Regions from separate parts of the Mus musculus genome. Here region 2 is linked to region 1. A link is a loop called in an ENCODE intact Hi-C map of the cell type or tissue named here. Cell type or tissue: heart. All regions are shown on one strand. Links, peaks and the distances in the headings refer to the core of each region. The heading gives the core; the rest is flanking DNA.

Region 1 (5,377 bases), core at 186-5,185:
GCACAAGTGGATAGGAACTGTGGTGTAGTCTATACAAACCTTGCATGTACTGACAACCACACAGCATGCCTTCCTGTGCACCCTCTGTGGTCTCCCCTTTAATGAAGGTAAGAACAGCAGCCTACACTGACCACAGATGACTCTGCTAGGTTCTCTAGTCCAAGTCCACAGTCTTTATTGTTTCTGTGCCCCCCACTCCCAAGAGAACGTCCAGTTGCTTTGGAACTGAGGGTTAGAGTCTAACCTAGCTCTCTTCATTTTAAAGTCTTCACATGGAAGGAGGCTACCTTCTACAAACTTGCAGCCAGCAGTCCCACACCATGTCCTAGTCCCGTCCCTGCGCTGTCACACTCTCACAGATGCACACTGGTAAGACCCACCCTGTCCCAACACCCCACCTGTCGTCACAGTAGGTGAACTTCATGTCCATGCTGTGGCGGCTCAGGAAAGTCTTGCTGTCCAGGGGGATGTCCATGTGGGATGGGTGCTGGATTGGCTCACACATGATGATAAGGCAGGACAGCAGGGGCTCCTTGGAGCCACAGAGGCTACTGTGAGGGGGGCAGTTGTTGTAGACTCTCACTTGCCCGGTGCAGTGCAGGACCTGGGGTCAAAGCACAGAAGTAAGACAAGGCCGAGACGGCCGAGAAGAGGGAGAGGCCTCAGGCACCTCCTGCTCCTGGCTCTTTCTTGAGACTCCACGAATCCTACCTTCCAGGTGGCCGACTTGAGGTTGACAGTCCGGCCTCTGTTGGTGACCGTGCACTTCATCCTCATGAAGAAGTCACGCTCGGTGGACACGTCTTTGCTCTTCTTCCCAAAACCAGAGCCTGAGTGGGGAAGGGCGTGGGAGCCAGTTAAATTAATCCAAATTACAATGTTTCTGGGCAACTTGTATTTGTGTCTCCTGTGGTTTGTAGTAGAGTGCGTGTAGCCTGCCATGGGCAGAGAGGCCCTCATGGCTTAAATACTAATGGTGTCCCTTTGTTGCTGTGCCTTGAGTCCTGGCTCAATTGTGGTCAGAACTAGAGGACAGAAATATGTCAAGGAAGGTTTTTTACAAAACTTCTAGTGATGGCCAGTCCCACCCAGGGACTATGAGCTAACACCAGGTTGGTGGAGACTCACAGTGGAGGGACTCCTGGGAGAAAGCTGCTCCCCTGCAGAAGTTAGATTTCTTGGAGGATGGCTGAGTAGAAGCTCCTGTGTGACTGCATTCCCAGGAGCAGGAAGGCCTGGAAGGCAGGAGCTGTGCCATGTTTGCTACACACTGTACCTGTTTGTCACCTGAGAGCTGTGAGGCTACACCACAGTTTTAGATGTCTCTCCCCAGTCAGGCCTTGGGTCTCTAGCAGGAAACCTGAGAGTGACCATGGTTGCTCCAAGGACATAAGTCTGTCTAGTTAGAATTATCCTTGGACACTCCTCTCTGCTCTCGCTAGCCTGTCTCTCAGGAATGTGAGCAACCAATATCCTACCTGAATCCTCGAATGACTATGCTTTGGATAATGTACCATTCATCAGTTTCCTCCTAAGGTGACACATGTCAAGGAGGGGAGGGGAGGGGAATGAACACACACACACACTCACACACTCACACATACACACTCACACACACACACACACACACACACACACACACACCCCTTGTTTTTAACTGGAACTGGGTAGACAAGTCTATCTTAACGATGTTCTTGATAAAGATCAATTAGATGACCTTTCATTTAGGATTAAATAAATCACCGAGACAAGGAACATACGGCTTCTTTCCTTTAGTACAAATCTCCAAAGCCTGTCCAGGTTTTCTGCTTCTTGTTATGCAGAACAGAAAACATGAGTCCAACGGTGTCTAAACTGTGGCTACACCGCCATCTTCATCCTTGGCCTCCACAGGCCCAGCATCACAGAGCAATTCAGAACTTTCCAACAAGTAGTCACACTGCTCTAAGAGAAGCTGCCAACCTCTGCACCCACACCTCTAAGGAACATTGATTTGACCGACACAGTCTAAAACAGCTGTGTATCAAAAGAACTGGCATCCTTGAACTGGATTTAAACATCTTCTGCAGAACCCATTAAGTGACAGCTTGAATGTTGTTCTTATAAACTGTCTCTCCCATAATTAGGCTTCTTATAATTTTAGTTATTAGGTGGAGTTTGTATATGATGAGTTATAACTGTACTGAGAGAGCCCCCCCCAGGATTTAGGAATGAGGGAGCTCAATATTCATTTGTGATTAATAGTCTGGGTTGTAATTGTGGGCTCCTAACTTGCTAATCACTGGAGTCTCCCCATTCTGACATCTGATAGTATCACCTCAGCTTAAACATCTTCAACAGCCTTTGACTGTTTGCAGGACCCAGTTTGAGGCTTTCCACTCACCATCAAAGCATTCCACAGCCCGTCTCCCAACCTTTTCTTCTTCCAGGAATCCACACGGACCCCTTGCTTTTAGACCATGAGTCTATGCAGCCTGAAACCTTCAGCAAGGACTTGCTGATTGGCTGAGTCTGCTTGATCTCAAATCCCCATTCATGAATCTAAAGACCTGAGTTTTCCTCAGATAAGTGGAGGACACTCAGCTATGAGTCAGAGAAACCTAAAAGCAAAAAGATCCTAGATTTGGCCTCATCTTTTGCCATCGATTTGAAAAGAAAGACTTTGAACAGCACAGGAGTGAGATTCTTAGTTCAGCTCACAGATGCTCAAACAAAGGTTTTGGTCAGCAGTTGAGTTGAGACAAAGAACCCAGGGAGCAGTGTTCTCTAGAAGAGAAGCAACGAGAGACACCGATTTAGGAAGTGCTTCTGAAAGCCAAGTATGGTGGCGCAGGTCTGTGATCAATAGCCCCTTCACCATCAAGAACCAATCATTCTATGTGTTGGGTGGCTTAGCCTAGGGTTTCTTGGCACCACAGGCAAGACAAATAAACTCATGGTGGTCCCCAGCCTATGTACTCTGGAAGCCAGTTGACCAAGGTCTTTGGATAGGAAGCAGCAATGCAGATGAGAGGCTGGGGCAGCATTGGAAAGGGAGGTGGTTATAATTTTACAAAGCTTTGTAAGTCTGAGTGTGGATTACAGTACTCTGTACCAACAGGAGAGGTGAGCCAACAAAGCCTCCCCTTTTGCAGCACACAAGGCAACGAGAACACGCCTCGCAGGCGTGGCATCACTGCCTTTGCTATTCAGGTTGGATGAGCACACACCCCATAGTAGTGACAGGTGACAGATTTACAAGATGTTGATGTGGGCAGTCTGTCCAGACTGGTGATAGATTCTCAAGTTCAAGAGGATCTCACCAGTCATTGGAAGCCACTGCTGCCTACAGCGATGGCTCCTTTCGTGTGGTTTGGAAAGATTTGCTGAAGTTTGTACCTTTGTGTTTATGGGCATATTTGTGCAGATACCTGCAGAGGTTAGGGGAGGACCCTGGATCTCCCTGAAGCTGGAGTTGTGACCTACCACCAGTCAAAGAACCTGGGAGGTCAACTTAGGTCCTCAGAAGAATAGCCAGTATTCTTAACCACAGAGCCAGCTCTCCAGCACCAAAGTTTTAGTTCTTCTGAAAATCTCCACATTCCCGTCATAGCTGCTCTTCAGTGGTAATCCTAAGGGCCATGCCTCTTGACACGGACCTGAGACACAGGGCAAGCCTGAACCTTTCCCTCGCCAGCCGAATAGGGTTAGAAGTGGTGACATGCCTATTTCAGGGCTAGGGCCTAGGATGGTCTGTAGGCTTCTGCAGCTGCACTTTACAGGGGAGAAGGAAGATGCATGGCCTGAGCTGTCATACAAGATGGTTGCTCTGGAGTCTTCATATGAAGAAGGCTACCGGGAGGCTCCATAGACTGAGAGCTGTGGTCACTGTCCCAGCAGCACACCAGGTGAGCCATCTTAATCACTTCAACCTAGTTTAGCCCCTGATGGCTGCAATCCAGCTGATGTCACATTGAGCTAGAGACCTGCCCACAGAATCCCCAGAAATGTGGGAGATTGCTTAAGCCTGTGTGTTGGGTGGCTTGATACACGACAAAAGGCACCTGTAGCTCCCATAAATAATCAGGCATAGATGAAGCTATTGGTTTGGGTGGTGTCGCTTGGCGGAGATGATTGATCTCAGGTGATGATGAAATGTCCTAGAGATGGCACCCTGACCTCGTAGTGTGACATCAGGCATCATGGATGGGCCATTAGGAGCTATTCTATGTGCTGGGCCTCATCTCAACAGCTGCATACTCACCCAGAAGCTAGTCCAACTGTATCTATGGAACATAATCCATTTGGGCTATTTGTGCAGGCTTTGGGGGTCATGAGAAGAATGCAAACAAAGAAGAACACTTTACCGTTTTTGAGAGTCAGGTTCTCACGGATCTCCTCATGGTCGCAAGGATGAGTGAAGTCAAAGATGCTGTGTCCTGTTAGTTCTACCTGTTTCAAAAGCAAGGCCAGATGCTGTTACTCCTAGTGATGAAGTCATTCGGACTCCAAGAGGAAGCTAGGATAATGTCTGCATTCAGAGACAGGCAGGGGGATGAACTGAGTGGTTATCAATAGTCTCCAGTCAATATTGGGTCTATGGACTTACAGACGTATCAGAGCAATGTTGATGGCAACAAGGGCTTGATTTATACTTTTGCCAAGTTAATCTAGCTAGAAGAGACCTGTCAGGGCAGCCACAAGGAATGTCAAGCCCCATGACATTGGGAAGTCCTAAGGACTGTCATCATCATATGGGAATGCATAAGGAAAAGTCAAGTAAGACTATGCCTAGGACCCCCCGTTAGTGTCTATCCCCAAATAAAGACATGTTTTTCCTACTGAACGAGGCAGAGGGTGTCACCTGAGTAAGTCCCATGAACTTGCTGATGTTTTCCGACAGAAAGATCATGTCACCGTCTTGGGTCACCACAGCAATGAAACCCTCCAAGGCTTTCAGGTACAAGTTATCCATTTGCTGGTCGGCCTCAGCTTCAGATTCATTTTCAGAGCAGACTGGAGAGAGAGGGGAATGAACAACAGGGGCACGAGTGTTAAAACAGACATGACCGAGGGGACAGGCATGGCTCCAGGGCACAGGGAAAGGCACACTACCAACCATCTAACATTTGCCACATGCCTGGTGGAACACCCAGGCCACATTGACAATGACTGTGGGACAGCGTGGTTTCTGTGGTAGCAGAATTTGCTGTACCAATAGGAAGGCTGGGGGTAGAGGCTACAGATAGAATGCTAGACCTCGCAGCAGCAGCAGCAGTTATTTTAGCTGCTAACGTAAGTGGAACATCAACCACAGACAGACCCAGCATTAAACACTCTACATTGGCTTTTCAATAACGCACAAGGCATGTACCATTTGCAGTCTCATTTTATAGTG
Region 2 (5,377 bases), core at 135-5,134, 200 kb after region 1:
GTCCCTTGTAGGGCCTCGAGCTGACAACCATCATTCTAGTGGAAGTAACACTGATCATGATCCAGTCATGGATCTGAGCTGGCCCCTCATTCACGCAAACAACAGGACATATAGATCGGTCTGGAGTATTTGTTTCGTTATCGGGAGACAGGAATCCTGGCTGTACTAATGCAGGTAATGTCTGGCACCATCAAACCTTGAAAGCAGATGGGAACGTGAGGGTCAGAGGGGGCAACTCGTCTGAGGCCTCACGGATGGTGACTGATCACCTTTACGGAGACTTCGCGAAAGATGAGCTGGATTTCCTGTGTGACACAGAGAAAATTCCACTGGGCTGGGAAAAGCAGGCTGTGGTGAGGAGAGAGCCACAGGGCCTGGGGTCAGAGCCACTGACAGGGACAGACTTCTTTAGAGGCAGGATGGCATATCCAAGGCTCCCCTGGGGCAGGAGTGCAGACCTCTTCCAGAAAAAACAAAGGATGTCAAGAAAGGAAATTCCCAAACCCTGTACTTAAAAACCCATCTGATGAGAAAAACAAAATAAAATCTAGCAGTTAGTTTGGGGTGAGGGGGAGGAGCCTGACTTCTAAAATAAATATGTTTGTTTCTTTAGTGAGGTGGGAGAGTAGGGAGAGGCCCCCAAAATAAGCTTGCTGTGAGGGAGCCAGAGACTGGTACAATACTGAAAGTTATCGTATGGATCTCTTAGTATCAGTCTTGATGAGAGGAGAGAAGGTCATATTATATGTAGCTTTAACAAAAGGACTCCTCAGCCAGGTATGGTGGCACACACCTTGATCCTGGCACTTGGGAGCCAGAGGCAGGCAGATATCTATGAGTTTGTGGCTAGCCCGGTCTACATAGTGAATTCCATGCCAATCAGGGCTTCGTAGTGAGACCCTGTCTCAAAAAAATACAGAAATCGTATGGTGTTTTTAAAGATGTTTGATTCTGTTAGCCAGGCAATAGCTGGCCTTTAAGGAGGCACGCTTTTAATTCTAGCACTTGGTACTTGGTAAACAAAGCCAGGCAAACCTCTGAGTTCAAGGCTAGCCTGGTCTACAGAATGAGTTCCAGGACAGTGAGGGTTACACAGAGAAACCCTGTCTAGAGAAAACCCAGAGAAGTGGTAGGAGGGAAATGTGTGTGTGTGTGTGTGTGTGTGTGTGTGTGTGTGTGTGTGCAAAGCTGTGTAGGTTTCTCCCTGTGAGTGTAGTGTCTTCAGAGCCAAACAGGGCATTGACTCCTCTAGAGTTGGAGTCACCGTTGGTTGTTAGCCACTTGGCATGAGTAGTGAGTCGCTGAACTCAGGTCCTCTGCGAGAGCTCTGTCTCCCTGGGCGCTCTCTCCAGCTTCACGCGCTGGTTTTACATTTTGTGATTCCTTCTCTTTTGTGGTGCTAGGGGTGGGACCTAGGATCATTGGCAGGCCGCTATGTTCTCTGCCTGTGAGTGACAGCTACAGGGAAATGCTTTTCATGTGACAAAAACTAACTGTAGAGAGTACTAGTAACATCCAGGATGATTTGAAGTTAGACTTTTGTGATTTGCCCCTTCTAGCCCCAGTGGTTATATGAGTATCCAACACCTGTATGGTAGTTTATGAACAGAAGTTATCAGTTCGCCATACTCTGAGGCAAGATGCTGAGTGGGCCCTGACTTCTGTTACTGATTATTAAGTATGAACTGAGACTTTCTGGGTGTGACTCCTAACACTGCTGCTTCCTAGCTGGGTGGGCGAACAGCCCAAAGGATCTTTGTGGATTCATTACCTTATGTGTTAATTGGTGTTTGTTGCTGAGACTGGAGGGTGGTCTGAGAAAGCTCTTTCTCAGGCGTCTTTAAATAACCGAAATTGAAAAATATGCATCCCAGCTAAGGGAAGGTAAGTAGCTGTGATTGCATAGCGATTCTTATTTTTCAAAGAAAGTATTCATTACACCCAATTTTGCATAAGTCACCAAGGTGAGGGGGGGTGTTTCTCATCTAACCCAGTGGGGAAAAAAATCCCATCAAGCTCCAGGGTCTTTCCGTCTCTGCCTCTGCTGGAAAGAGGGTAAAAGTGCGGTGGGGTGGTCCTGGGCACGAGTGCTGTGGGTTTAAGAGCTGGGACTGACAAGAGCAAATATCTCAGACTATGATCATCTTTATGAGAGTCCACCACATGGTGCCACACAGGGATCTCTCGGGGCTCTTGGAGGGGATGGGTGTTAGGTCAAAGCTGAGGAATGAGCCAGGCTCAGAAGTGCGGCTACTCAGTGGAGCCCGAGTTCCTCTTCACAATGCCCCGAGGTTGTCACATTTTCCATTTGGGACACAGTTCTAATCTGGTGGCAGCTTCCCCTAAGAGTAAAAGCCAGACCATATTCCTTCTATAAACCACATGGTACTTAGAACATGGCTAGTACCTGAGACTTAATAGATAAGAAGAAAAAATGGGGCAATGTTTGTGCTTGTCTTGAAACCCTGAAAGAGAAGAGCTGAATGTCCCCGTGTTTTTAAACCAGGAGCTTCGTTTGAACGCTCCACTCTCCTGGAATGCCTGTTCCACAGAGCTACGGCTTTCACGCCATATAAATGACAGGAAATTCTTGCAGTTACTCGAGAGAAGAGATCAGAAAACTGACTTCAGGGATGCCAGAATTTGGATCATCAGAGAACAGGCTCTTGGGGCAGGTGGTATGGAGGCTGCTTATTGGGGGCTGATTGGTTAATCAGAGAGGAATACAAGAGCTCCTTGCACATGCTTTCAGACACCTCCATGTTTCACAATAATAATAACAATGTTTCAGGAGAAAGGCAGTCTTTCTCAGTAGAGTCAAACTGGCCTCTGGTTAAACGCCCTGGGCTATTGTAACAAACACTAATGACAGGCTGGTATCATCTGCCCGGCATCCTCTGTGGCAAGAACCCAGCCTCTCTTTCAGGAATGTTCAGTCACTCAAAGGCCACATGAGGCCACGCAGGGAGGCAAGTGAGGGGTAGCTGTTATCATCATAAACAAAAGCATACTGAAGTATGAAGCCCGAGTGGAATGATTTAACGATTCATTCTGTGTTAATGGGAGGGAAAAAAAATCTACCTTTTCTCAGACAAATCCAATCATTTAAAATCTAAAGAACTGCCCTGTGGAGGGCATGGGCAGGCGTGTGCACACGAGTGCCAGGGGACAGTGTGTGTACACATGAGTGTCCCTGACTGCAAAGGTTAGAGGTCAGCATTGGGAGGTCTTCAGTCACTCTCTACCTGGTATTTTTGAGACAGACAGGGTCTCTCACTGAATTTAGAAGTCAGCAAGCCTCCGGGATCCTCCTGCCTTAGCAGGTTTATAGGGTTACAGGTTTGCAGCACCACATACCCATTGCTTTACATGGATTATGGGGGTATCAAACTCCCTTCACCAACTCAGCCATCTCTCTAGCTATCACTGTCTCTTAAAAATAAGATTTATATTTTATGTGTTGGAGTGTTTTGCCTACATGTAGGTATGGACACTGAATGTGTACCTGGTGCCCACAGAGCCCAGTAGCAGCTTTGGATCTTGTGGGACCGGAGTTACAGATGGCAGTTAGCTACCACGTGGGGGCTGGGAATCAGATCTGGGTCTTCTGTAAGCTATTTCCCAGCCCCAGTAACTGCCATCTGTCTGTCTGTCTATCTGTTTGTCTGCCTACCTGCCTGCCTGCCTGCCTGCCTGTCTATTTATCTATCTATTTATATTTTGTTTCCTTAAGACAGGGTTTCTTGTATATCCCTGGCTGTCCTGAAACTCGCTCTGTACACCGAGCTGGCCTTGAACTCTGAGATCCACAAAGGCTGGCATTGCCACTGTCCACCCAGCCATAACTGCCTTTAAAGAGATTTCTCCAAATGCTTTTATGTCATGCTCACTGTTAAGTCTTATAAAATCTATTTTTTTTAAACTTATCCCCACCTTGCGACTTGAAGGTTATTGCTTTTGTAGTTATTATTTTGGTCTATTGCCCAGGCTGATCTCAGACTCCCGAGTTCCTCCCACCTTAGTCTTTGCAGCTGGCTGGGACTAGATGTGTGTACTACCACACCCTCAGGGAGGACCACACCCTCCGGGGAGGACTATTATCTGCATTTTTCTAGTTGAGAGAGAAAAAAAGGGGTCTGGGGAGATTTCTTGTTTAACTGATCCCTAACACACTGGTGGCAGAAAACACTTCCATGTGCTTAGCCACGTTGCTATGTTGCCCAAGAAGTCAGTGTGTCCACACTTTGCCCTTTTGAGGGACAGAACCTTGCCACTACCACTGGGTGGTCGCTTCTGACTCATGGAAACACATTTAGAAGATGGGACTGATAATCCAGACACAGGTATTTTCAGTACACAGACTTATCTAGAGAAAGCAGACCTTCAGCTACTATCCCAGCAGCTAAGAACTTAAGGTGTCAAGCAGCGTGCTGGTGTACAGCCAAGACAAATAACCTAGGGGTGTACCTGGGAATCAAGACTTGGAATCACTGAGAATAACGTATCTGATTGCCTGGCTAGCCAGTTGCTTCTTACAAACGCATAGCAAGGCTTATGAATAGATGGTTCAGTGGCTGAGAGCCTATACTTCTTTTGGAGGGGACCCAAGTTGGTTTCTCAGTATCTACAGCAAGTGGTTCCCACCTGCCTGTAACTTCAGTTCCAAAGGGCCTGACTCCATCTTCTAACCTTCTTGGAGATTTGCATTTATATGCAGCTACTCACACATATATGCACAAAACCCAAAGTACAACTTTTTAAAAAGTTCACAGCAAGGAAAGTGCATGCTTAGCTTTTGCTGGGTAATTTCCTGACCCCTGTTGATAGCAAGTGAGTATTTGCATCCCCCAGCATGAGAAGAGGCTCCAAGGCCCATCACAACATTCATAGCTAATATCCCACCCTTTTCCATGTTACCAATCAAGTGCACGTCACCCTGTACTTATTAAAACAGTTACTTGGGGTCAAGTACAGACTAGATCTGAGGACAGAGATGTCAAACAAGTTGTTTCCCTGTGTTTCTCTGACTAAACATGAGGTAAGATGGGACAGCTAGACCAGCTGCATCCTCTAGTCTACAATGTTAGCATACGCAGGCAGCTGGAAGCCACAAGGCTTGAACCCTCAAACCTAACTGTTGTGCACTAAATGCTACCATCTCCTCTTAGGAGCAAATCTTTGTTAGTGCATATTAAAGCTGTGTTTGGCTTGTATTCTTCAATCGTATCCTAAGAACCCAGGGGACTAGGTACTGTGGGGATCCCCTGCCATCTTCATCAATCTACTCCCTGGCCTCACAACTTACCACGTCCCCTCAAAATCAAAACCGGAGACATAGATGTCTTTAGTTGGCTCCTATATCTGTCCTTGGTGTCCT

The links. Peaks named below come from ENCODE experiments on the same cell type or tissue, not always from the same donor. Only the 100,000 strongest peaks of a DNase experiment are listed, where the experiment ranks them.
Region 2: it touches region 1 in a loop (2.0-fold over the local background); 2 of 42 quality-filtered maps call a loop at or near these places.

The regions. Positions count from the first base shown.
Region 1 is chr17:86,804,811-86,810,187 of GRCm38, reverse strand. Epas1 (endothelial PAS domain protein 1) reads right to left here. Exons shown (of 16, transcript NM_010137.3): 3 at 4,844-4,995; 4 at 4,347-4,431; 5 at 712-830; 6 at 399-604. Among named protein-coding and RNA genes, the nearest start is that of Epas1, 54 kb to the right of the region's middle. In heart, for the core only: no CTCF peak of the experiment used is centred there; no DNase peak of the experiment used is centred there; H3K27me3 peaks cover 150 bases.
Region 2 is chr17:86,609,483-86,614,859 of GRCm38, reverse strand. The region is part of intron 11 of Prkce (protein kinase C, epsilon); the gene reads right to left. Among named protein-coding and RNA genes, the nearest start is that of Gm52297, 57 kb to the left of the region's middle. In heart, for the core only: no CTCF peak of the experiment used is centred there; DNase peaks (open chromatin) are centred at 400 and 2,888.